2 separate regions of the Homo sapiens genome follow, and region 1 is linked to region 2. The links are chromatin loops, found by intact Hi-C in ENCODE. Cell type or tissue: heart left ventricle. All regions are shown on one strand. Each heading gives the region's core, and the rest is flanking DNA. Links, peaks and the distances in the headings are about the cores only.

Evidence for each region. A loop is a pair of places that touch in the nucleus more often than their neighbours do. Peaks named below come from ENCODE experiments on the same cell type or tissue, not always from the same donor. Only the 100,000 strongest peaks of a DNase experiment are listed, where the experiment ranks them.
Region 1: it touches region 2 in a loop (4-fold over the local background); 3 of 110 quality-filtered maps call a loop at or near these places.

Annotation. Positions count from the first base shown.
Region 1 is chr11:44,211,786-44,219,785 of GRCh38, reverse strand. The region is part of intron 10 of EXT2 (exostosin glycosyltransferase 2); the gene reads right to left. Among named protein-coding and RNA genes, the nearest start is that of ALX4, 94 kb to the left of the region's middle. In heart left ventricle, for the core only: no CTCF peak of the experiment used is centred there; no DNase peak of the experiment used is centred there.
Region 2 is chr11:44,260,973-44,277,862 of GRCh38, reverse strand. ALX4 (ALX homeobox 4) reads left to right here. Exons shown (of 4, transcript NM_021926.4): 2 at 2,205-2,515; 3 at 10,241-10,369; 4 at 12,680-16,890. The coding sequence ends at 13,009. Among named protein-coding and RNA genes, the nearest start is that of ALX4, 41 kb to the left of the region's middle. RefSeq lists a silencer at 1-305 and enhancers at 5,649-9,486, 15,551-16,050. In heart left ventricle, for the core only: no CTCF peak of the experiment used is centred there; a DNase peak (open chromatin) is centred at 7,762; H3K27ac peaks cover 259 bases.

The DNA of each region.
Region 1 (8,000 bases), core at 1-8,000, 53 kb after region 2:
GTAAGAACCGAGTTTCTCTCTGTCCAAGATGAACTCAAAGGGTGAGCCTTTCCTAGAACCCATCCATGGCAAGATGAGATAGGAGGTTCCATGTGCCATAAAGAAAAACCCTTCTGCAGAGACCCTCCTGGATTCCCAACAGACTGAGGCACATTTTCATATTTAAGATTCTGGAATGTAAATCTAGGGAGGTAAGCAGTTAATTTCTTATCAGAAGGATCATAAGCACAAGCCTGTGAGAAGCATGTCCAAGACTTGTTTTGCATTTTTATTTTTAATTATTTATTTTTTTGAGACAGGGTCTCACTTTGTTGCCCAGGCTGGAGTGCAGTGGCACGATCCTAGACTCAAGTGATTCTCCCACCTCACTCAGCCTCCTGAGTAGCTGGGACTACAGGTGAGCGCCACCACACTTGGTTAATTTTTTTTTTTTTAATTTAATTTTTAGTAGAGATGAGGTCTCACTATGTTGTTCAGGCTGGTCTTGAACTCCTGGCCTCAAGCCATTCTCTCACCTCAGGTTCCCAAAGTGTAGGAATTACAGGAATGGGTCACTGTGCTCAGTCATCTGCTAGTTTTTAAAGGAGGTTATGAAGTCTAATTCTAGGATATGTCATTTCTATTTTTCAATTGTTGTAGTGAGAAGAGAAAAAGTGGGATCATTTATTTAGAATTGCAGATTCTAGGCCGGGTGCAGTGGCTCACACCTGTAGGCCCAGCACTTTGGGAGGCCGAGGCGGGCAGATCATCTGAGGTCAGGAGTTTGAGACCAGCCTGGCCAACATGGTGAAAACCCCATCTCTAGTAAAAATACAAAAAAATCAGCTGGGCATGGTGGCAGGTTCCTGTAATCCCAGCTACTCGGGAGGCTGGGGCAGGAGAATCACTTGAACCCAGGAGGCAGAGGTTGCAGTGAGCCAAGACTGTGCCACTGCATTCCAGCCTGGACAACAGAGTGAGACTCCATCTCAAAAAAAAAAAAAAAAAAAAAAGAATTGCAGATTCTATAATCTCTTACTCTCCTTGAATACACATATAGATAGCCATAAGTTTTACTAATTCTGTTTAAAATATAAACGTTATACAGCATCTCAGCTCTGGAATTCTCCAATTAGTGAGGCCCCCTCATCACTAATTAAATCTGAGCTATGGAGTAAGCTGGTCTTTTCCTTCTCCTTGGTTCTTCAATCCATTCAAACACTAAGTCTATAGATTTTCCACTAGCACAATCTCCAGTCTCTGCAACCTCTAAGTCATCTTGTGATCTGATGGCTTTTACCATATACTTCTCTAAAAACCTACAACACCTCTTTTCTGCCTGTCACATTAAACTTTTCAGTTGACCTCTCAGCCTGCACCTCCGCTGGCCCTCTATTACCCTAAGCAGCCTAGCTTCCACTGCTCACCAAAACAAAATTCCTACTCTGCCACACCGCTATGATGATGGGTCCCCTGTACTACCACACACACCAAGCTCATTCTCCTTTGGTGTCTTTCTTCTTGGTGCTTCCTGCATCAGGAAACCCCACTCAAAGATGGTTTTATGTTCTCATGAAAAAACTGGGGCATTCCATGCTATTTTGCGGTCTTCCATGGTTCTTTGAGAGTATGTACTTGTTATTACCTTAGGAAGTTGTGAACAAAGTAATACAAATAAATTCTCACAATGTATTAGCACTCAGGAGGTTTTACCAGTGCTACCACCTACAAGATGCCCAGGTTGTAAAAGGGAGAGCATCAATATTTTGTGTGCCTAACAACACACAGTTGCTCTGGTGAACTCGTATTCTCACATGAATAGGAATTCATTCACTGACTTTATAATGAATATTCTTAGCCAAGAGCATTTCACATCTCTCAGGTGAAAATGTTCAACACTTAAGTGCTACTAGTAATTTTTATGGTTGGAAATGAGGATCAAAGAATGAAAGAAAAAATAAATTCACAGATTCATACATTCAGCCAAGTCTCCATGGCTCATTTTCTGCCACATGTTTTAAACTGTCTCTCTCAAAGATGGAGGAGGGGAGGAGGAATAAGTTGCTTTTTATTTCCCAGCTCTCAGATCTGAAATAAAAGCAGACAGACTTGGAAAAAAAAAATCAAACATTCAAGTAACACTATACACTGCTACTGTTCCCCTAGGAGTCCCTCGCAAATGAGTATCAAGAACTCAATAGATACTTTCCTAGTAAAATACATAAACAGATAAATAAATTATCCCAGGCTGAAAAGAATTTCCACATCTGGTAGCTCACTAGAGCTTGTCAAACAAGTCAGAAACACACAGGGCCAGAGAAGATCATTCCTAGCTCCTGATTTCAGGGCTGGAGAGAGAATGGAACATTTCCCAAAGCGCTTTGCCTTCCAATAGGAAATACGACCCATATAAACACACAAATAACCCCTCTGTTTTCTTCCAATTAAATAAATAATGATACCCGGTATTCGGTCCAAATGTCTGTGTGCTCAAGTCACAGACACTGGAAGAAAACAGGCTTTCCTACATGGTCTAGCCTTTCATTCCCAAGAACTTGCTATGGTGTGCCTTTAAGGATTATATTCAATGTACATTTAACACCCCAAAGAAGTAACTTAACCTCTGTGCACTTCAGTTTTCTCAGCAATAAAGCCTGAAGTGACAGGATGATCCTAAGATCTTCACATTCTGACACTGTGTTTCTTTTAAACAGAGCTTTCTGACTGGGGTGCTATGAATGGGTAATGCTCATGTAAAGAGCTAATCCTCACCCATCAGCAGTGAGGCCTCGGGTGGGTCACATCTAGTGTGCCGCAGCCTTGTTTGTGTATCCCAGTATAGTGTATTGGCATCATCTATTTGTGCAATGATTTGACAAAGGATGGAGAAAGGACTGTTGTGGCTCTAATAACTTTCTCCTGGAGAGTGATTCTAGAGTGCACTATCAATTTTCAAGCTAATATCCAGGTAGATCTCCCTCATCATTTATCTTACATCTCTTCCCTCTTACACTAGGCCCAAGTTTCTCTCATAGCTCTCGGAAGTGCAATCTGTGAACTGGCCTTTAATCACTGCTTTATGTTCCTTTAGCAAGACCTGGAGCCAGTTGCTTTAAAATGGTCTCTGTAAATCAATTCTTCCAACCCTTTAACATAAGCACTGCCTTCGGATGCCTTTGCATTTGTGAAAAACATGCTGGAAGTCTAGGGCTTGAATCTGCACGTTATTCCTCAGTACAGGCATCATTAGAATCCTGAACGAAATAAGATCTGGTTCACCATATTCGGCTCTCTCTCCTCCATTAAAATAACTTCTTGTTTTCTTTCTTCAATTTCAACATGCTGTTGGCTATCACCTGCAAATATACCCTTATCTTAACACATGCAATCTCTCTGTGTTCCGCAAGAAAGTGAAGGAATCTGACATTTTTTATGCATTGAAGTTTGGTACTTTTCCATACGGAATCACACCTTACAGATCTGCCTGTACTTCTGATGGCTTAGAATCATTACAACCAAAGGGATCTCAGGAAGTCACTTGGTCTATTCTTCTGCATCCAAGCAGACCTAGTAAAACCACTCTAAATGCTGGGGGATTGCTGGCTTCCTTCTCTTAAAAATTCCCAAATGGGGCCGGGCGCGGTGGCTCACGCCTGTAATCCCAGCACTTTGGGAGACCGAGGCGGGTGGATCATGAGGTCAGGAGATCGAGACCATCCTGGCTAACAAGGTGAAACCCCGTCTCTACTAAAAATACAAAAAATTAGCCGGGCGCGGTGGCGGGCGCCTGTAGTCCCAGCTACTCGGGAGGTTGAGGCAGGAGAATGGCGTGAACCCGGGAAGCGGAGCTTGCAGTGAGCCGAGATTGCGCCACTGCAGTCCGCAGTCCGACCTGGGCGACAGAGCGAGACTCCGTCTCAAAAAAAAAAAAAAAAAAAAAATTCCCAAATGGAAGACTCCTCTCTCTCCAGGCCTCTTAAAAATTCTTTGGGGCAACAGCTAAAAAGGTCTGCTGCATGATTTCTCTTTGATTCTCATATAGTAAATACTGTATTTAAACCATTTTTAATTTTAAGTAGGATAATGAATTTAACTATTACAGAAATGACAAAGGCTACAGAAAAAAGAAGAAATAGAGATGCTTATTTCAGAGAACAAGCAAGGGGATATTTTGATTATGCTAAAGGTGCTGAGGTAGCTAGACTTACCTAACTGGCCTAGTAAGAACATTAAATCCACAGGTGCATATGCGCCCTCTTTTTAATCACACACAGAACATTTACCAAAATAGACCTTTTATGGGGCCATATAGTTTCAATAAATTCTAAAATAATAAAATCGTAGAGTATATTTTCTGACCACAGTAGAATCAAACCAGAAATCCATAAAAAAACTATTAACTTAAAAATCTGACAAAAGTAAGCAATGTACTTTTATATAAATATGTGTCAAAGAAGATAATACAATGGAAATCAGAAAATATTTTGAGCTTAAAGACAATAGAAATATGACACATCAAAATCTGGAAATGCACCTAAGGCAGCAATTGAAGAGTAATTTATAGCTTTATATGCATATATTAGAAAAACAAATATTGAAATCAATGACCTGATCTATCAAGTCAAAAGGCTAGAAAACAACAGCAACTTAAATTCATCAAAGGAGAGAAAGAAATTAATCAAGAAAGGAGTAGTAATTAAATACAAAAAAAGCACAACAGAAAAATCAACAAAACTCAAAAGTTGAGGCCAGGTGCAGTGGCTCATGCCTGTAACCCCAGTGCTTTGGGAGGCCGAGGCAGGAGGATTGCTTGAAACCAGGAGTTCAAGATCAGCCCACAACAACATAGCAGGAGCTTGTCTACCGCCCCCACCCCCCGCCAAAAAATAAAATTAGCCATAGTGGGACAATTCTGTAGTCCTAGCAACTGGGGAGACTGAGGTGGGAGAATCACTTGAGCCCAGGAATTTGAAGTTACAGTTAGCTACAATTGCACCTCTGCACACCAGCCTGGGTGACAGAGTGAGACCCTCTGTCTTTAAAAAAAAAAAAAAAGTCAATTCTTTGAAAAGATTATGGATAAACCTCCAACAAGATTCATCATGAAAGACATAAAACAAAAATTGCCAGTATCAGGAATGAAAAAGAGTACATCATTCCAAATCTTACAGGCTTTAAACAACAAGAGAATATTACGAATGACTTTATACCAATACATTTTGTAATTTAGATAAAATGAACAAATTCCCTGGAAAATACAATTTATCAAAACCAACACAAGAAGGAAATCTGAATTGTATTAGAGACATTAAAGAAATTGGGTCTGTAGTAAATATGCAAGACTGCTGGTTGGGAACGAAGGGAACATGGAATGGATAGAAGAAAAAAGTTACGGCCGGGCATGGTGGCTCACGCTTGTAGTCCCAGCACTTTGGGAGGCTGAGGCGGGCGGATCACGAGGTCAGGAGATCGAGACCATGCTGGCTATCACGGTTAAACCCCGTCTCTACTAAAAATACAAAAAATTAGCCGGGCGTGGTGGTGGGCGCCTGTAGTCCCAGCTACTCGGAGAGGCTGAGGCAGAAGAATGGCGTGAACCCGGGAGGCGGAGCTTGCAGTGAGCCGAGATTGCGCCACTGCACTACAGCCTGGGCGACAGAGAGACTCCGTCTCAAAAAAAAAGAAGAAGAAGAAGAAGAAAGTTACAAATATCACCTATGGTCTGGAGATCAAGCAACAGAAGCAAAGAATGTGGCACCTATGCATATTTTCTCCTTTCCTTATGTATATATATTTGGATATATAAACCAGTTTATTTTTCCTCTTTTCTAATTACTATTTGAAATAAGAAGTATTGCTACAATTTATTCAGGTTACACAATTTATGTAAATTTATACTATTTATTCTTTGGATGTTGGTGGTTGGTTCAGCTTCTTGAGTCTGTACATTTATGTCTCTTGCTAATTTGGGACGTTTTTAGCCATTATTTCTTCAAATATTTCTTCAGTCCCACATTCTTTCTCTTCTTCTAAAATTCTAATGACACAAATATTATATCTTTTGTGATTGTCCCACAAGTCTCTGAAGCTCTGTTCATTTTTCGCCAATCTATTTCTTCTCTGTTGTTCACACTGGAGAATTCCTATTGATTTATCTTCAAGTTCTCCAGTTTTTTCTTGTTATCTCCATTCTCCTATTGAGCCCATCCAGTGAGTTTTCAATTTTAGGTATTGTAATCAGTTTTGAAATTTCCATTTAGCTCTTCTTTATATCTTCTGTCTTTTTACTGAAACTTTCTGTTTTCCATTTGTTTTGACAGTAGTCATAATTGCTTATTAGAGGCTTTTTTTGTGATAACCTTTTAAAAATCTTTACCAGATAATTCTAACATCTGTGTCACCTTGTTGGCGTCTGTTAATTATCTTTTCTCATTGAAGTTGCAATTTGCCTGGTTTCTGGTATGATGAGTAATTTTGGAACATTCTGAGTATTGCTATGAGATGCTGGATCTGTACACTTTCTCTGTTGGTCTGTTTTCTACTTCACTAATTTAGCATTTAACTAATTTAGCTTTCTTCCTTCTACTTGCTTTGAGTTTAATTTACTCTTCTTTTTCTAGGTTCTTAAGATGGAATGAACTTTTGGTCACTGCTTTTAGACTTTTCTTCTTTTTATAATATAAGCATTTAATGCTATAACTTTCCCATAAGCACTGCTTTAGCTGCATCCCACAATTTTTTTTTCAAGTTTTGAAATAGAGTTTACTTACAATAAAAACTATCAATTTTAAAGGTATAATTCATTGAGTGTTGACAAGTGTATATAATGATATAACCACCACCATATCATAATATAAAACATTTCCATCACCTGAAAAGCTCCTTCTTGCTTTTTTGTGGTCAATCCCATCCCCCAGGCCTGGCAATGTAGTTTTTTCTACTCTAGAATTTCATATACACGGAGTCATACAGTCAGTAGCCTCCTACATCTGACTTTGTTCACTTAGCATAACACTTCTGAGATTTATTCATGTTGCTGCATGTATCCATTTCTTTCTTTCTATTGCTGTGTAGTACTCCCCTGTATAGATACTCCACATTCTGTTTATCCATTACCAGCTGATGTTTCTAGTTTAGGGATCTTATAAGTCTTTATGCAGACATATGTCTGCACATATATATTTCTTTTGGAAGCTGGGTCATATAAAAAATGTTCTATATGCCGAACTGTTTTCTAAATTGGTTGTACCAGTTCACATTTTCACCAGTAATGTATGAGTTCAAGTTGCTCCACAGCCTCACCAACACTCAGTATTGTCATTCTTTTTAATTTTACTTATAGCCATTCTAGTGGAGATATAGTGGTAACTCAATGTGCTTTTATTTTAAAACTGTTGTAGTGACTATGATGTTGAGGACTTTTTTTGTGTGTCATCTTGTACCTCTATATCATCCTGTATTTATTTATTTATTTATTTATTTATTTATTTATTTATTTATTTATTTATATTTTTATTTTTTTAAGACGGAGTCTCTCACTGTCGCCCGGGCTGTAGTGCAATGGTGCGATCTTGGCTCACGGCAACCTCTGCCTCCCAGATTCATGTGATTCTCCTGCCTCAGCCTCCTGAGTAGCTGGGATTACAGGCTCATATCACCATACCCGGCTAATTTTTTGTATTTTTAGTGGAGATGGGGTTTCATCACGTTGGCCAGACTGGTCTCAAATTCCTGACCTCGTGATCCGCTTGACTCAGCCTCCCAAAGTGCTGGGATTACAGGTGTGAGCCACTGCGCCCAGCCTATACCATCTTTTAAAAAATGTTTCAAGCAGTAATTTTTGCTCAGTCTACCTTTCCCCCTCTGTTTAATCCTATTCTCTTTCAGCTTTTAAAAAATGTTATTCTTATTGACAAGTAATAATTGTATACATTTGTGGGGTACAATGTGATAGCTCCATAAACATTTACATTGTAGAAGAGCAAATCAGACTAATCCATCACCTTGCATACTTATTTCTT
Region 2 (16,890 bases), core at 4,682-12,681:
TGCCGCTGGGCCGGTCGTGCACCCCCATGGCGTCTGCACTGCCAGTGGCCCTCAGGAGCAGCCTCCTGAAGCTGCTTTCAGGCCTACTCTGGGCACTCACCTCTATGCCCTTTCCTTGATGCCTTGGAGAGGGAGGCGAGAATGCCACAGGCCAAATGTCCCTCTCAGCTTCCCCAGTGTGCACAGAAAGCCAGGAATGAGACGAGTCTGAAGCTTCAGCCCTCAGGATCTGGATGGAGTCAGAAGACCTGGACTAGAGGCATCATTCTGACACTTAATGCCCATCGCTTGGACCTATTTCCAGAAGAAGAAACCGCGGGTCAGAGTGGCTGATGCTCACACCTACCACACGTGCTTGTTGTGATGATCAAAGCTCGTGCACGTGAAAGGTCGTGTCAAATGCTCCCCAAACGTCTTATTAATTGTGTTTGTTCTTTCACTCAACAAGTTCCTTTTCCCCAAGTTACAGACAAGGAATACAGTTCTCGAGGAGTTCACACCCACATCTGCAGACACCCAGTTGGCTGCCCTTCCCTAGGCATCTGTGCACGCCCTGCACATGCTCCTGTGCCCAAGGGCCTGCATGCTTGGAGGACTTCTCCAGGGTCGGAGTCCTCTAATGTTCACAGGGTCTGTGGGTTTGCAAGTCCAGACTAGAAATGTGAATATCAATAATGGCAAAACTACATAGCTAGCACACTAGCCTCTTTATTTCCCACAGCTACCCTATGAGGAAGATCCTAGAAGTATCTTCATCCCCATTTTATAGAGGGGGAAACTGAGGCACATAGCGGGTAGGTAAGCTCTCCTGAGCACACAGCTGGGGAGTCATGGCCATAGGATTCATGGCGGGGCTATCAAGAGTCCATGACCTAAACCAGGGGTCCTTAGCCCCCAGGCTGTGGACCAGTACCGATCCATGGCCTGTTAGTAACCGGGCCGCACACAGGAGGTGAGCGGCAGGTGAGCAAGCATTACTGCAAGTTCTGGCTCCTGTCAGATCAGCGGTGCCATTAGATTCTCACAGAGGCGTGAATCCTACTGTGAACCATGCATGTGAGGGATCTAGGTTGCGTGCTCCTTAAGAGAATCTGATGCCTGATGATTTGAGGTGGAACAGTTTCATCCCCAAACCATGCCCCACCACAACCTTCTCCACCCATGGAAAAAATTATCTTCCACAAAACCAGTCCCTGGTGCCAAAAAGGTAGGGACTGTTGTCCCAAACCCTCTGCCAGGAGGTGAGTGTGTCTGCCTAGGAAGCTCACCAGGCTGTGTGGTGGTAAAGTGGCTTCTTGCCTCACTCTCCCACCCCAGCCTCCACCTCTTCTTTCTTGATGTGTATGGGTTGACTCGTCCTTGCAGTCCTGAGCTAGGAATGTGCCGGTGGGTGGGGGGTCCATCTGCCAGACGCAGTGGCTGGGAGCTGTGCTCATGTACACCCACCCAGGCCCGGGGTCAGCGTGCTGGGGATGAAGGTGCCCGGGCAGCCTCAGTAAACAGTGGGCAGGAGCTGCTTGTAACAGGAAATGTGGCCCATGCCTCAATCCCATGCACCCCCAAGGAAGAAAGACCCTTCTCTTGAACAATAGGTGAGACCAGTGTGCAGGGTTGGGGGGCAGGGAAGGAGGTGTTGACTCCTCAGCACTGGACTCTTGGGGCAGAGTCTCCACAGCTCCTGCTGAACTCCTGGTGGGACTAGGCCAGGAAAGGAGGGGCACTCCTGTCTGCCTCAATCCTGGGTCCTCCTCACCCCAAGCCCCACTGGGCCAGACATGGCTGCTGAATGAGTTTCCCTTCCACCCAGGGAGGCCATGGCACTGGGGTCAGAATTCTCGGGCCCCAGAAAAGTCCTGATGCAGGGAATCCCTCTAGAGAGAGGAGCTCAGGGTCAGTGAGGTGGGGATTAAAGGTCACAGAGGTCAGATTGGCTGCCTTAGGTTCACATAACATTGTTGCTGGAAGGGACCTAGTCTAAGATGATGGTGAAGAGGCTCAGATTGGGGAAGAGATTTGCCCAAGGTCACACAGCAAGTTAATGGCAAGCCAGAATTAGAAGCCAAGTCTCCGGACCTCGCATCCAATGAGCTCTAAGAGGAAAAAGGCAGGGGGTGGCTACCCGAGTGCCCCACTCTCCCCCTGACATTCCCCTTCTCTTGTTTGGTTCAACCATTGGTTTCTGACTTTGTTTCCTCCTCCCTCAGCTAAAGAGAGCTCCCTGGGTGAGCCAGAGTTACCCCCTGACTCTGACACTGTGGGGATGGACAGCAGCTACCTGAGTGTCAAGGAGGCTGGGGTGAAGGGGCCCCAGGACCGGGCCAGCTCAGACCTCCCCAGCCCATTGGAGAAGGCCGACTCAGAGAGCAACAAGGGCAAGAAGCGGCGGAACCGGACCACCTTCACCAGCTACCAGCTGGAGGAGCTGGAGAAGGTCTTCCAGAAGACCCACTACCCAGACGTGTATGCGCGGGAACAGCTGGCCATGAGGACAGACCTCACTGAGGCCCGCGTGCAGGTCAGTGAGGGCCACCTGGGAGTGAGGCTGGTAAAGCAGAGCCTGTCCCTGGGCTCTTGGCTGCAGTTGGGGTCTCCTGACTGCCCACCAACCACACCATGGCTTTCCTTTCCTCAGTTCATTGAGAACCTGAAAGTGGGGGCTCCTAGCCTGCCCCTCATGCCCCTGTCCCAACTAGAGCGACTCTGCTTTTATCCTCTTTAATATTGGGCTTCTGCACTGTGGTGGGGGGTTGCAAAGGAAGGAGGGCCTCCAGCAGAGGGGCAGGAAGGCTGCTGCTGGCTGTTTCTGGGCTTTACACAGTGTAAGAGTCCTGGCTCTTTCACACAGAGAAGGGTTACTTGTCCCTGCTCTAGAAGGCCTATCTCTTAGACAGGAAACAGGACAAACATGAAGACAATGTCCACAGCATCCCAGTGGGCAGAAACAGAGAACAGTTTAGCTCTTCCTTCTGCCTAGATGGCTGCATCCCCCTCCATTTTTCAAGTCCCAACTCATACCTCCTCTGAGAAGTCTTCCTGACCACTGTGGCTAAAGCAGTAGCCCCCCTATTACCAGCCAACAACCAAAACACCCAACCCAGTACAATACAGTGGAACCCAACACTCAACCCAACTCATTGCAACCCAACAGAACACAACCCAATAGAACTCAACTCAACACAACACAACACAGTGGAACTCAACACACTCAACCCAACTCAGTGCAACCCAACACAACACAACCCAATAGAACTCAACTCAACCCAGCACAACACAATGGAACTGAACACACTCAACCCAACTCAACCCATTCCAACACAACACAACCCAATATAACACATTCCAATGGAACTCAACCTAACACAACACAACACAATGGAACCTGACACACTCAACTCAACTCAGTGCAACCGAATAGAACTCAACCCAACCCAACACAACACAACCCAATAGAACTCAACTCAACCCAACACAACACAATGGAACTCAACATACTAAACCTAATGCAGCCCCTTCCAACACAACACAACCCAATATAACACATTCCAACAGAACTCAACCTAACACAACACAACACAATGGAACCTGACACACTCAACCCACTCAACACAACCCAATAGAACTCAACCCAACCCAACACAACAGAAGCAAACCAGCTCACCTTTTGTTACACTGTCCTATTTTATCTTCTTAAAAATTTTTTAAATTTTTTTTGTTTTCTTTTTAGAGACAGGGTCTCATTCTATCACCCAGGCTGGAGTGCAATAAGATGATTATAGCTCACTGCAGCCTCAAACTCCTAGGCTAAAGTGATCATCCCACCTCAACCTCCCAAAGTGCTAGAATTATAGGCATGAGCCACCATGCCTGGGCCCATTTTATCTTTTGGGTATTTTTGTTTATTTTTTTTAAAGAGACTGGGTCTCTCTCTGTCACCCAGCGTGGAGTACAGTGGTGTGATCATGGCTCACTGTAGCCTTAACTTCGTGGGCTCAATGGATCCTCCCGCCTCAGTTTCCTGAGTAGCTGGGACCACAGGCATACACCACCACGCCTGGGATAAGTTTTTTTATTTTTTGTAGAGATGGGGTCTTGCTTTGTTGTCCATGTTGGTCTCAAACTCCTGGCCTCAAGTAATCCCTCACCTCAGCCTCCCATACTGCTGGGATTATAGGCATGAGACACTGTGCCCAACTCCTATTTTGTCTTCTTTACAGGATTGTTGACTGGCTTACGTTATTTTACTTGTTTGTCCCCTCCTACTAAACTGTGATTTCCTTGAGATCAAGCACTGATTGTTCATCACTGTATTCCCACCAATTAGAGAAAGCCAAACGCAGAGCATCAAGTCTAAAAAATAAGTATCCGTGGATCAATCAACCCTTGTCCAGAGAGCTGTATCTGCCCCGACCAGCATGAATTCACAGCAAAGAAAGGATCAGAAAGAAAGAAAAGACCCATGAGTAGCCAAAATACAGGTGACAAAATTCACACACTCAAGTTTAAGTTTCAATTTAACACAAAATAAATGTCATAATCAGTCCGCTTTTCCAACCCAAAGCATGTTGGAAATAGCAAATAAAACGTTGCCACATAGCAGTTTTTCCCTCTCCAGTGGGCCAGAAAAATCAATAGCTTCAGAACAAAGAGAAATCTTTTTTTTTTTTTTTTTTTTAATCAGCAAAGCGCCATGCAGCTCAGTGGGCTGAGCCCTTCAATGTTAGGACAGAGATGCCCCAACCCTGCAATCCTCAGCAGGCCCCAGGGACTCTTGAATTAACTCATGAAAGCATCTTCAGCAGCATTGTTCTAAGGCATCAGTAAAAGATTCATCAGTTACAACCATTTTCTGTTTAAGAAGGCAGAGGCATCTCTAATAGAGTCTACAAACTTTTTTTCCAAAATGGCTAATGTGGAAAAGGACTAGTGGTTATCAGTAAATATGTAGCTGTTCAGAAACTGCAGCTACCAGAAGTGATGCTGAAGAGCTGCACGGTTGAGTTGCTGTAAGTTCCCTGAGGGCAGCCTGCCATTTTTTTTTTATTTTTTTATTTTTTGAGACAGGATCTCACTGTGTCACCCAGGTTGGAGTGCAGTGGTGTGATCTTGGCTCACTGCGGCCTCCACCTCCTGGGTTCAAGCGATTCTCATGCCTCAGCCTCCCAAGTAGCTGTGACTACAGGCATGCACCACTACACCCAGCTAATTTTTTTTATTTTTTGGTAGAGATGGAGGTTTCACCATGTTGGCCAGGTTGGTCTTGAACTCATGACCTCAAGTGGTGCACCTGCTTTGGTCTCCCAAAGTGCTGAGATTACAGGCGTGAGCCACCATGCCCAGCCCAGACTGCCTTTTTTTTTTTTAGACAGAGTCTTGTTCTGTCGCCCAGGCTGGAGTGCAGTGGTGCAATCTTGGCTCACTGCAACCTCTGCCTCCCGGGTTCAAGCGATTCTCCTGCCTCAGCCTCCTGAGTAGCTGGGATTACAGGTGTGCACCACCACACCCGGCTAATTTTTGTATATTTAATAGAGATGGGGTTTCACCATGTTGGTTGGCTGGTCTTCAACTCCTGACCTCAGGTGATCCACCACCTCAGCCTCCCAAAGTGCTGGGATTACAGGCATGAGCCACTGCACCTGGCAAGACTGCCATTTTATTCCCCTCCAGTGCCTAATGAATGTTTGATGAAGGATGACAGGGCAGCTGGGGCTTTCCTGTGAATCCAGAAGCCCTCACACACCCAGATCTCACTTGAATTTGGACAACCAGCCACTCACATGACCTTACATGCCTGAGTTTGGACAGGAATCCTAGCATCTAGCCTGATCTCCAGCAAATGGATTGGGGAGGACCCACAGGTGTAGGTAGAGAAAGGGGCATAGCTGGTTATGGGACAGCCCTGTAGGTGCTGTGTTGGTGTGGGATAAACCTGTTCCTTTTCTGTGCAGTATGTGTGTACATTTGTGTTTGCATATGTGGGTTGCATGCATGCTTCCTAACAAATATATGGGAGTGCCCGGGAGTAGAATTCACTAAGTACTGAAAGAAGAATGACGCCTTGAGTACAAAACATGAAAACAAAGGCGCACAGAGCATTTTTCAGTTGCCACCATACAACTAAAACAGAGTGTTCTCTGCACACACACATGCGCGCGCACACACACACACTTATACCTACTTCCAAAATGGAGTTGAGGTAGCTTACAATTAAAGATTTATTTGTTCAATCTAAAAACAAGAACAATGGCATGAAATGCAGAGGTAATGTGGTAAAAAAAAATTTAGGCTAAGGTTCATGGTTGCCATTGAGCACAAACTTCAACTTGGAGCTTCCTGGCAGCCAAGGCAGAAAGGGAAACTCTGACGTGCTGCATATCTTATCACCTAGTGGGAGGACCACAGAACTATAGAACGGTAGTGCTGGAAATGATCACCCCATCTTCCCATTTGATAGACGAGGAAGAAGAGGCCCATAGGTGGGAAGTCATAACCTGAAGTTAACAGCAGCCACTCAGTAGCAGCACTGCGACTGGAATCCGGGACTCCTGAGTCGCAGCCTAGTGCTTCTTTGACTTTAGTTTGCTGTACAAGGACACATGCCAGATTGTTCAGAGGCTTTTCTTTGTATAAAGGCAGCAGGGTGGGTGGGATCTTCATGTGCGTCAGACCTCTGGGTTGAGCCCTAAGCCTGGCAGTGCCCTGGGGGGGTAAGGGGGTGGTGATGGAACCCCCTGCCTGCCTCTGCTGTGTTTGTTCAGGGCCCATACTCAGCTGGTGGCAAGCCAGGTGCCTGGCGTAGAGTGGTGGTGGGGACAGGGACGGGGCAATGGGGGCCCCAAGATGGACTTTTCCTGGGAAGAAGCCTAGGGTTTGGCCCTGCTCCAGGGGGCTGCAGGGGCCTCTCTCTGCTGTCTGGGATTCCAATCTCTGCAGCTGGTGTCTGAAGACAATAAGACAGAGGCCTCCCCGCCCTGGGCCACCCCGCCCTGGCCCCAGATGGGCTGCGGTTAGCGAGGCCTCCGCCAAGACAGTTGGTTCCTTGCACAGCCCGGTCCTCGGGAGAGGCCTGTGCTGAGTGGGCCCAGGCTGGGGTGGTCCTGAGGTATGACATTCAGACCGGGAGAACAGTGGGGACCTCGTGGTTGGCTGTCCTCCTGGGGCTGCACAGTGGAGACAGGCCTGCGGTGCAGAGCTGGGAGGCACAGGAACGGGCGTGGGGGTTGGTGTGGCATCTGGAAGGGAGCTCTCGGAGCCCCTGGGGCGCCAGGGGTCAGAAATGGATGGACACTCCAAGCCTCAGGACCTGCAGATGTGAGCATAGAAGGGGTCGTGAGGATACCCTTGCTGCCTCCAATTTACTGGGGAGGATATTGAGGACCGGCCAGGCTCACCTAGCTCATGTCTGGATCTGGGCAGAAAAGCCAGAACTGGGTGCGCAGGGTAAGGCCCCAGGACAAAGGAACAGGAGAAGAAGGAGGGAGGAGGTGGGCAGCCCTGCTCCCACCGGTCGCTCACCCGCCTCTCACCATTTCCATCTTCAGCCCTCAAATAAATCCCTCAGCCTGACCTTCTTCCACTCCTGTTCCAAAGACGGTGCTAGCTCTGCTGGCCTCTCCCCCGCCTGGTCATCTGTCTTCCCCAGATAACCCACATCTCCTCCTCCCTCACACTCAGCTCCAGCGAGCCCGCGCCCCACATTCCACTCCCCCACATGGCTCCTCCCTCCACTCTAGACCCCTTTGCCAGGCGCTGGCCACCTCCTTCCCTCTTCGGGGTCCCTCCCCGCCCATCCCTGGATCCTCTGTTCCAGAGCCTGTAGGGACATCTTCCACTTCCACAGTCCCACCATGGGGACCTGGAACCCACAGAGACACAAGGAGAACCCCAACAGTCACAGTGACAAAAAGAAAAAGAGAAGCCATCTCTCTCCGTGCCTCCAGTGGCTTCTCCCCTCCCCCCAGCTTCCCCCACAGAAAACCCTGGGAGGCTGAGGAAGGAGCGGAAAGACGGAGCTAAGCCTGCAGGAAATTAAACATGAAATGAAAACAAGCTCCTCTGATTCATTCTCTCATCCTGGCCCCAGTCTCCCATCCCAGGCCACTGATAAAGAGGGATCCCATTTCAGCAGCACAGAGAGGAGACCCCATCTGTCCTTGGCTCCCAGTGGGCAGCCAGGGCCTGGACCCTAGGAATCCCTGGAGGAAAAGGGGCCCTGGGAGGCCAGGGCAGGGGCTGAGACCCCAAACTGGGGAGAGGGTCCGTTTCTAAGGAAGAGGCTTCTCCTCCCCCAGTCAATGTGTGTGCACACATGCACGTGCGTGTAGCCACACTAGTGGGTACACTCGTGCACGCACACACATGCTTAGGATTAGGGAGGGGAAAGTGAGTTGGTACAGGAGTGGAGAAACATAATAATGTACACCCCTGCTCACCCCCACCCTCCTCACAGTAACATGAGATACATCCCCATCTTCCTTGACCTCTTTCCTCTAGCAAAAGACAGTGAGAAAGGTCAGGAGCTGTAAAGAAACAAATGGGAAGTACTCTAAACATTCTTGGACTGCATTTCCCATCTATCTCCCCTGCTGCGACTATGAGGTACCATTCGCCATGCAGAAACTGAGGCCCTTGGCAATACCAGTGCTCCTATGAGCCTGTCCATTGGCCAGCTACACTGGATGCCCAAAGAGGCCAGGCAGCGTCTGTGAGGAAGCACGTCCACACCTCCTTCTCCCCTCCTCGCAGTGGTTCCTAGGAAGCTCAAAGGCTCTGAGGCAGAGGAATTTTGAGAGCTGACTCCTATATTTAGCTCAGCAGCTGCATTGGTCGTGATGGATGGAGAAATGTTTCCACCTGGAGAGCAGGGACTGGACCTCAGGAAAGTTGGCTTTCTTGATGCCTGGGCCTGGAAGGGCCTGGCAAGGCTCCTTATGGCTCTGCAGCTGAGGCTATTGTCATGGCTCTGTTCTCCCGGTCTGCAGCGTGCTGTCTGAGGTGTGCCCACTTGCATCTGAGTCTGCAAAGCCAGCAGACAAGTGCACATCAAGCTGGCAGAGGCCTCCCTCTGAGGAGCACCACGGTCCATCTCTGAATCAGCCTAAAGCCATTCCTGGCCTGGAAGCTGATCCCTCCTCACTCTCCCTCTCTCACCCACCCCGTCCCCATCACCCCTTCTCCAGATCCTAAGTCATGGGCCAGGGGTAGGGCAGCTCTTGCTCTTGAGCCTTGGGAAAGTTCTCAGCCTTCCAGAAATGCTCGTGCAAAGGAAAAGGACCCAATACTCCCCGTCACCAAAAACCCCAGTGCTCACAGCTGACTCAGAGACCTCCCCTCCCCCGTTGGGCTCCCAATCAGGCCAACATCCCATCCACTTGTGCTCAGTGACGGGTTGGCCTCCACTTCCTCTCACCATCAGGCCACGCTTCTACACAAGATTTTATAGCAACTGCCTCTACAGACAGCACCAAGGGAAAAACCCTTCACTTGGCAGTCAAGGCCCCCTGCGATCTGACTCTGTTTCTTTCTCTCCCACCGCTTCCTTCAAATTGACCTCTTTAGGTTTTTGGAGTATGCCTTGCTGTTTCTAAACCTAGGCCTTGGCTTTCCTCCTTTCAGCCAACCATTCAAGGCCCAGCTCCTGTCCCTCCTCCAGGAAGTCTTCCCTGACTGCCTCTGTTGCCCAGCAGAGCCCCTGTTCTCCCTTTAACACAGGGGAGTTCTGAGCTGGGAGACTGTCTCCAACAAGAAGGCTGCAGACAGGATGCAGGGAGGAAGGCATTGTGAATCTGGACCAATAAGCCTTAGAGAGCCATGAACCTTTTGGAAAACTGTGGCAAAACTGTGTGTGATTGTCTAGGAGAACACATCTGGAGGAGCATTTGTAGCTTTTATCAGCTTCTCCACAGGAGTCTGCTTAGATGACTGCTAAGATGACCAGTGACTTGTTTTATAGGTGGTGACACTTGGCTGCTCTAGATTCTCAAGCTTAGAAAAATAAAAGTTCTGGCTCAGGATCACGCCCATGGCTAGTGGGGGTAAGATACCTTCCCAGCTCAGAGTGGATGATTCTAGATTGTCAGCTCTTGAGGACAAAGACCAAGGTTGATATTTATGTGTGGCCGCACCGTTTCCCAAACGCACTGCAACTGATGGGGGGCTCAAGGGAACAGTTTGCACTGCCTGAAAGTGAGGCCTCCAGGCGGGCATCTCACCCTGGTGACAATGGCTTTTTCGCGTCTTGTAGGTCTGGTTCCAGAACCGAAGGGCCAAGTGGAGGAAGCGGGAGCGTTTTGGGCAGATGCAGCAGGTTCGAACCCACTTCTCCACTGCATATGAGCTGCCCCTCCTCACCCGAGCTGAGAACTACGCCCAGGTAAGTCCCGCCCTGAGCTGCCGCCACCGATCCCCAGCCCCTGGTGCTCTGAGAATGAGCCCCTTGGAGGAGAGCCCAGGCACCCCGAGATGACTTATGGCTCCAGGCTGCCCTTCCGTCTCATTCCAGGGGTGTGCCTGTTTATACCAGAGTGTGGGAGGCCCAGGGTTAATCTATCCAACTAATCATTGAACCAGGCTTGGCTGAACTTTAGGGAAGGGAAGGTTGGGGCAGTGAGAACGGCTCTTTCCTCCACTAGCTTTGGCCACTTTTGCTGTGGGCATCGGAACCAAGGCAGGCAGAAGGCCACCAGGCCCTCAGATACCGCTCGGAGGGTCTCTTCAGAAAGCGAGCTCTGAAATCTCCAGGACTCGTGGCCAAGTTGGAATGAGCTTGGGATTCTGAGTCCGGGGACTTAGGTTATCTTTCCAGCTCCAGGTCTTTCTCACTTTAGGCAAGTCTCAAATCTCTGAGCCTCAGTTTCTTCACCTGTACCTTGGACATGGTAAAAGCATCTGCTCAGCTCTGTTGTCAGGCAGTTGTAAGGTCTAAATTCAATCATGCAAAAGTATTTTGTGAATTGTACAGTTTCAAAAAGCTTGTGTGCCTGTGCTCAGCTTCTGGGGCCCTGTCCTCCCCTCCCCCCAGAGCATTTTCCCTAGGTGTCTGTCAGCCAGTCCCCTGTTCTAGTGTGAGATGCAAGGGATGAGAAGTATTGAGTCACATCAGGCACATGGGATGCTTAGAGAGATGTGTTTTTGGCCAAGTCCAAGTCCTCTCCTGACCCCCACTCAGCCTGCCCAGCAGAAGCGGCTGCTCCCTACCTGCTCAGGCCTCATTCTGGCATGGCCTCCACCTCAGCTCCCAACCTGGCCCTGCTCAGCAGCCAGCCAGTAGCACGGGCGCCCCTGCCTCCTTTACTTCTCCCTGACCTGGTTCTGTGCTAGCAAATGGTCTCTGGCTCTCCAACCAGACCAGCCCTCTGTTCCCTCTCCCCCAGCCCAGGATTCATGGGGCAGGAGGGCAGGGCACAGGCCTGGAGGTGAGGCTGAGGAATATGGGGTGTCTCACACAGGCACCATCAGCATCAGCTCGCACTATGTTCTTCCATTCTCTTTCTCCCCTCTCCCTCCCTAAACTCAGCCTCCCTCTGTCCTCCCAGGATGGAACTCTAGCTCCCTCCTTGGCTTTGAGCTCTGCTGCCTGAGCGCACAGCTGGAGGGAGAACCCAACACAGGGCCCTGTTCACCCCTCCTACCCCCACCTCACCTACAGCACCACATAGTGTGTGCTCAGACCTCTTCTGAGAGGGGGTGATGGAGGCCAACCGGTCCCCCTTCCCCTGCACCGCAGAGAGAAATGCGGTTCCCTCCAGGATGGGGGCTGAGCTCTTTCTCCCTGCTTTAAAATGCCTCCCTCGAGTGTGCTCCAGACACATGCAGGAGGGCAGGCCAGCAGAAGCCCACATGAGGTTACCAGGAATCCCGTGTGCATAAGCTGAGAGGTTCCCGGGTCTCCCCCACACCCTAATTCTACCTCCTTATACGTGCCTAGAAGGTAGAGGAAGATGGGAGCCCCAGGTGAACGTTGGGGAGGGAAGGGAAGCCCAGTGGCACAGATGGAAGATAAGATGGCCAACTCATCCCTGCACATGCCCTCGCCCCTTTGGCACGAGGAGGTCCGGTCTCAGATCTGGCTGTCCACTCCTGAGGCAGCCCCTTCCATCCTGAGTTAGTTCTGAAGCCTCCTAGTTCAGGCCCTGGAACCTCAGCCACTGACCCTTGGTTTCTGAGAGGTTTAGGTCCCTGCCGCCCACCTCACCCAACCCCTCCATCTTCCCTGCTACTGGTGGGGGCCCAAGGGAACCTGCGAGGCCAAAGCTCTCCGAGTTGAGGTCTGCTCACCTTGCTCAGGTGCCTATGGATGTGAGGGGCCTGGGGAGGAGCTGGAGGTGAATGAGACACAGCTGCCATCCGCAGATGGAGGCCAAGTCTACAGTTGAGTCTAAAAATAGGAAGCCAGCTGGGGGGTGCTGGGGTGTCACCCTTCCACTGGACCCTTAATGAAGCCTGAGGTCACTCTTTAGAACTGAATTTCCCTCTGCTGCTAGCCTGGCCCTGGGAACAGAGATGCCAAGGTGTAAAAGCCACCCCCACAGGGGTATCTGGATGTCCATCAAGGCTAAACACTCAAGAGGGGCTTCATGGGAAGGATGGACAGTGAGGGGAGAGGTGCTCTGGGGGAAGGGGCGAGCCCCTTCCACACCACACCTGCCCGCCAGCCGGTGACATCTCTCCCTTCCTCTCCCAGATTCAGAACCCGTCCTGGCTCGGCAACAACGGGGCTGCCTCACCAGTGCCAGCCTGCGTGGTCCCCTGCGACCCGGTGCCTGCCTGCATGTCCCCTCATGCCCACCCCCCTGGCTCTGGGGCCAGCAGCGTCACCGACTTCCTGAGTGTGTCTGGGGCTGGCAGTCACGTGGGCCAGACGCACATGGGCAGCCTGTTTGGAGCAGCCAGCCTCAGCCCAGGCCTCAATGGCTACGAGCTCAACGGCGAGCCGGACCGCAAGACCTCGAGCATCGCGGCCCTCCGCATGAAGGCCAAGGAGCACAGTGCGGCCATTTCCTGGGCCACATGACAGGGCACCCCTGCCCCGTCCCCACCTCGGGACACCATGGGCCACGCCCATGTTTTCCAGGCCCCCAGCCTCCCACTCGACTTTCCTCTTAGGAACCTGGCCTGGGCCAGGGGCCTGACCCTCAGCACTTTCAGCCGCCCCAAGTCTGAGGCCCCGTGGACTGCTGGGAGGGAGGGGGCAGCAGGCCCCTGGCCCCTCCCTGGCACTGAGGCCCTGACCCCTGCTCCCGGCCACAGGCAGTGGAGAAAGCCAGGTGGCCACGTTTTTCAGCTTCGCATCCATGATAAGCTGAAAGCGCTTTCTTGCTCCCGCCCACTCCTCTGCTCTGCCTAGTTGACCATGAGTCAATGCTAGATTTCCATGCAGACCCAGCAGCCTCACCAGCCCAGTCTTGTCCATCCTTCCCGCTCCTAGTGGGGTCCCCTGGTCACCAGGCCGGTGGCTGTGTGTCTGAAGCACAGGCTGCCCTGCAGAGCCAGCCTCCTGCCCTCCCATCTTTCTCTCCCTGAAAGCACACGGAATCCGACCTGCTGGGGCCAAGGCGCCAGCCTCCACCTCCCCCCGAACAGTGACGAGTCTGACAGAGCCTGGCTGACTGCATCCTGGCTGTCCCCTAGGCTGGATACACCTGGAGAGAGTGGGCAGAGGATGACAGGAGCTGGAGCCGAGGACCCCTGCTGCCATCTAGCAATGCCAGTCCCCAGGGGAGACACGGGCCAGCCCCTCACTGGACACTATAGGGGAGGAGCCAGACCTGAGGGAGGCTGAGAACACAGATGCCACAAGGGCTCCCATGGTGCTAGAAGAAGGAAAGGTCCTGGGAGAGGGGGAGGCATCCGGGTGGGGCGTGGGCCCGGGCAGTCCTCCCGCTCTCCGGCCTGCCTGGCATCTGGTACAGCGGGGAGGTCTGGGCAGCTTTGTTCTCCATCCAGAGCCCAGTCAGGTTCCCTCCAGGAGGATGCGGAGGGGCTCGTCTCTTCCCTGCCCTACCCTGGCCCCTCCCTGGGGCTGCTCAGCAGTGTCCCGGCATGGAAGGACTCACAACTTCGGAACACATAAGCTAGAGCTTGGGGGCCGGGTGGCAGAGGGTCAAAAGCTGCGTGCAGGCTTTGCTAGAGGACGTGTGGCCATGCTCGGCCTCCAGGCCCTGCTATGGCCTCAAACTGACTGTCCTCCCTGCCATATCTGTCAGTGTCATCGCTGCCCAGAGCCTTCCACGGCAGATGGGGGCTCTGTGTCCCTCCAGGCACTAGGAGGTGTTGCTCTTCTCCACACAGCTTTCCACACTCCGTCCTTACACTTCTTCCACAGGGACCAGGACTCTCTGCCCTCTCTCCAGCCTGCGGAAGGGCTCCTGGCCTGGGCTCCTCGGTGTGGCTTTGCTATTGCAAATGGGGCTGTCAGGATGCCCTCCTGAAACCAGGCTTCCTGCCTCCAGGAAGCGGGGCTCTGTGCCTGCCTGCCCGACCCCTGTAGCTTGGGTCTGGCCCTGAGCCCCAGCCCTCACCTCAGCTGGGAGTACACAGTAACCGTCCAGAGGCAGGCCTGTCAGACCCCAGGTGGGGGGTCCCTCCAGCAGGCAGCGCCCCGCATTGAAGCGCTCGCCTTTTCTACCTTCTCCCTTGATTCCTGTCATGGAGTAGGGCCAGGCCCACTATGCTCAGGGTCGTGGACACAGAAAGGCCTCCTGGGTTGGGCGGAGGGTAAACTTGGTGTTGTTGAATGAGGGTCTCTGGGGTTGGGGGTGACAGTCTCCCGCCTGCCTGGTGTTCTCATCTGCTCTAGAAACCAGGCTGAGGAAGGGTCTGGCTGTGGCCTCCCTTAATGAGTCAGACCTCTTTGTGAACCGTAGCTCTAAAATGGATCTTATAGAGGTGAAAGGGTCTTGGACATTGAATTAAATGTTCTTGGAGGCTTGGCTTTAAGTGTTTCAAATATTTGAGGATTTGGAGTGACTTTTGGGAAGTTTTTTCTAGTTCTGAGGTTCGCTGAAATGACCCAGACTCCCCCAAAATCTAGCCAGGGAAAGGAAGAACTTAAGGCTGGGAACAGTTTCCCCATTTCTCCCCCCTTTCCTTCTGAAATGCTCATGGCTGAGGAAGGATGGGGAAGGAAGGAACTTTCACCTTGGGTCTTTCTCACCCATGAGAGAATCAGGACAAAGAGGAGGAGAGCCAGGTAGCTCCAGAGTGGGCCAGGAGGGAGAGCAAGGGAATCAGGACAAAGAGGAGGACAGACAGGTAGCTCCAGAGCAGGCAGGGAGGGAGAGTGAGAGCTTTAAGGGGGCTCTTCCGCAGTGGCCCCCGGCACTCAGTTCCTCCATGCGTCTGCTCTCTGGCTGGGCTAGACCCAAGTCAGGCAAATTTCAACCCAAAAGCTTGAGAAGAAAAGGCGTCTATTAGAAGACTCTGTGGCTATGGCTGCCTGTCCCAACACACCCAGGAAGTGTCTAGGATTAAACATGCCAATGTGAAACATTCCTGTTCATCTCGTCAAAGGCAGCCACGTACCCCAGGCCTGTCCTCTGTGGCTTGGCCCAGCCCTTGGGGGCCACCTAACCACACTAAGTATGATAGGACCACCGAGTTGGGAGGAAGCTTAGAAACCCTCTAGTTAGTCCAGTCCCTTCACAACAGAGAAGACCCTGGCCCAGAGTGGAGACATGACTGCCCTGACCTGTACTTGCCCTGAGACTAGGCTGAGAGAGGAGCCTGGGACGTGCCACCCAGGGTGTGAGGGCCTGGGCTTCGTTGGCACCAGGGGCGGCCGGTGCTGCATGGAGCTCCCCTCTCCAATGCCTCATGGGCATTCACTCAGCAGCTCAGTTCTCCAGAAGAGAACCTTGGGGCCCAGTCCCTTCCAAGACAGGTGGCTAGGCCCAACCTTCTGCACTGCAGAGCAGGGGGCCACTGCCGTGTCAGCTCCTAGGATGACTGAGCAAGTCAGGGCAGCTGCCCAAGGCCATCTGGAGCTAAAGCTCATGAAGGCAGGTGGAGAGAAGCATCTACCTGCCACGTGGTTCATTGCTATGCGAATAAGCTAAGAGAGGTGAGGATTTCCTTTGGATACCTGCCTAAGATCTCAACAGAGATGGCAACTTAAAAATAAAGTCGTGGGTAGCCGGCAGATGGATGGGCAGCCTCCCCACACTGACAGCCTCCAGTCCCTGCTGGGCACAGGTCTCAGCATGGCAAGGCTTGACACTAAGGTGCTGCTACTGCCCTCCAGATGCCAGCACTACTCCTGGGGCATGGGAGCGAGGGCTCTGGGGGGCACACAGAGAGGCTTGTCTCCAAGGCTGAAATAGCACTTGGAGGACATGGGCTTTTAGAACTTTCCTTGAATTCTTTTAACTATACTTGATTCTCAGCGCTCACTACCGTGCCTCCAGCTTCGGGAAGCACGGTGGCCAGGTTAGCTCAAAGACACTGCGATGGGGTAGGTGCAGCAAGTGTGGGGTGGGTCCCCAGCACACACAGCTGTGATCACACTGGACCCAGCTCCGTGCCCCATCTCCTGTCATTTCGGCTGGGCAGACGAGGGACGCTTCCATGAAAACTACGTACCCTGCTTATGCAGTCATTCCCTCCCTGGGCTAGACAGTGGGGGGCCATCTTCGAGAACCTGAAAGACACGCGGGGGTTCCTGGTCTGTTTCATGGCCCTTACTGTCCAGTGCAAAGGCAAACAGGCCTAGCTGGGGGAGGATGGTTGGTAAACTGGCCCCCAGGATAATACTCTGTGACTATCCAGTTAAAAAATAAGAAGGTGACAATGACCCATCAACCCCACTTCACTTCTTTCAGGATGCTGTAGGGAGGAAAGGTGCTTCCATGACCTAACCTCGGCCTCTCCTTTCTTCCCTCTTCACTCACACACATA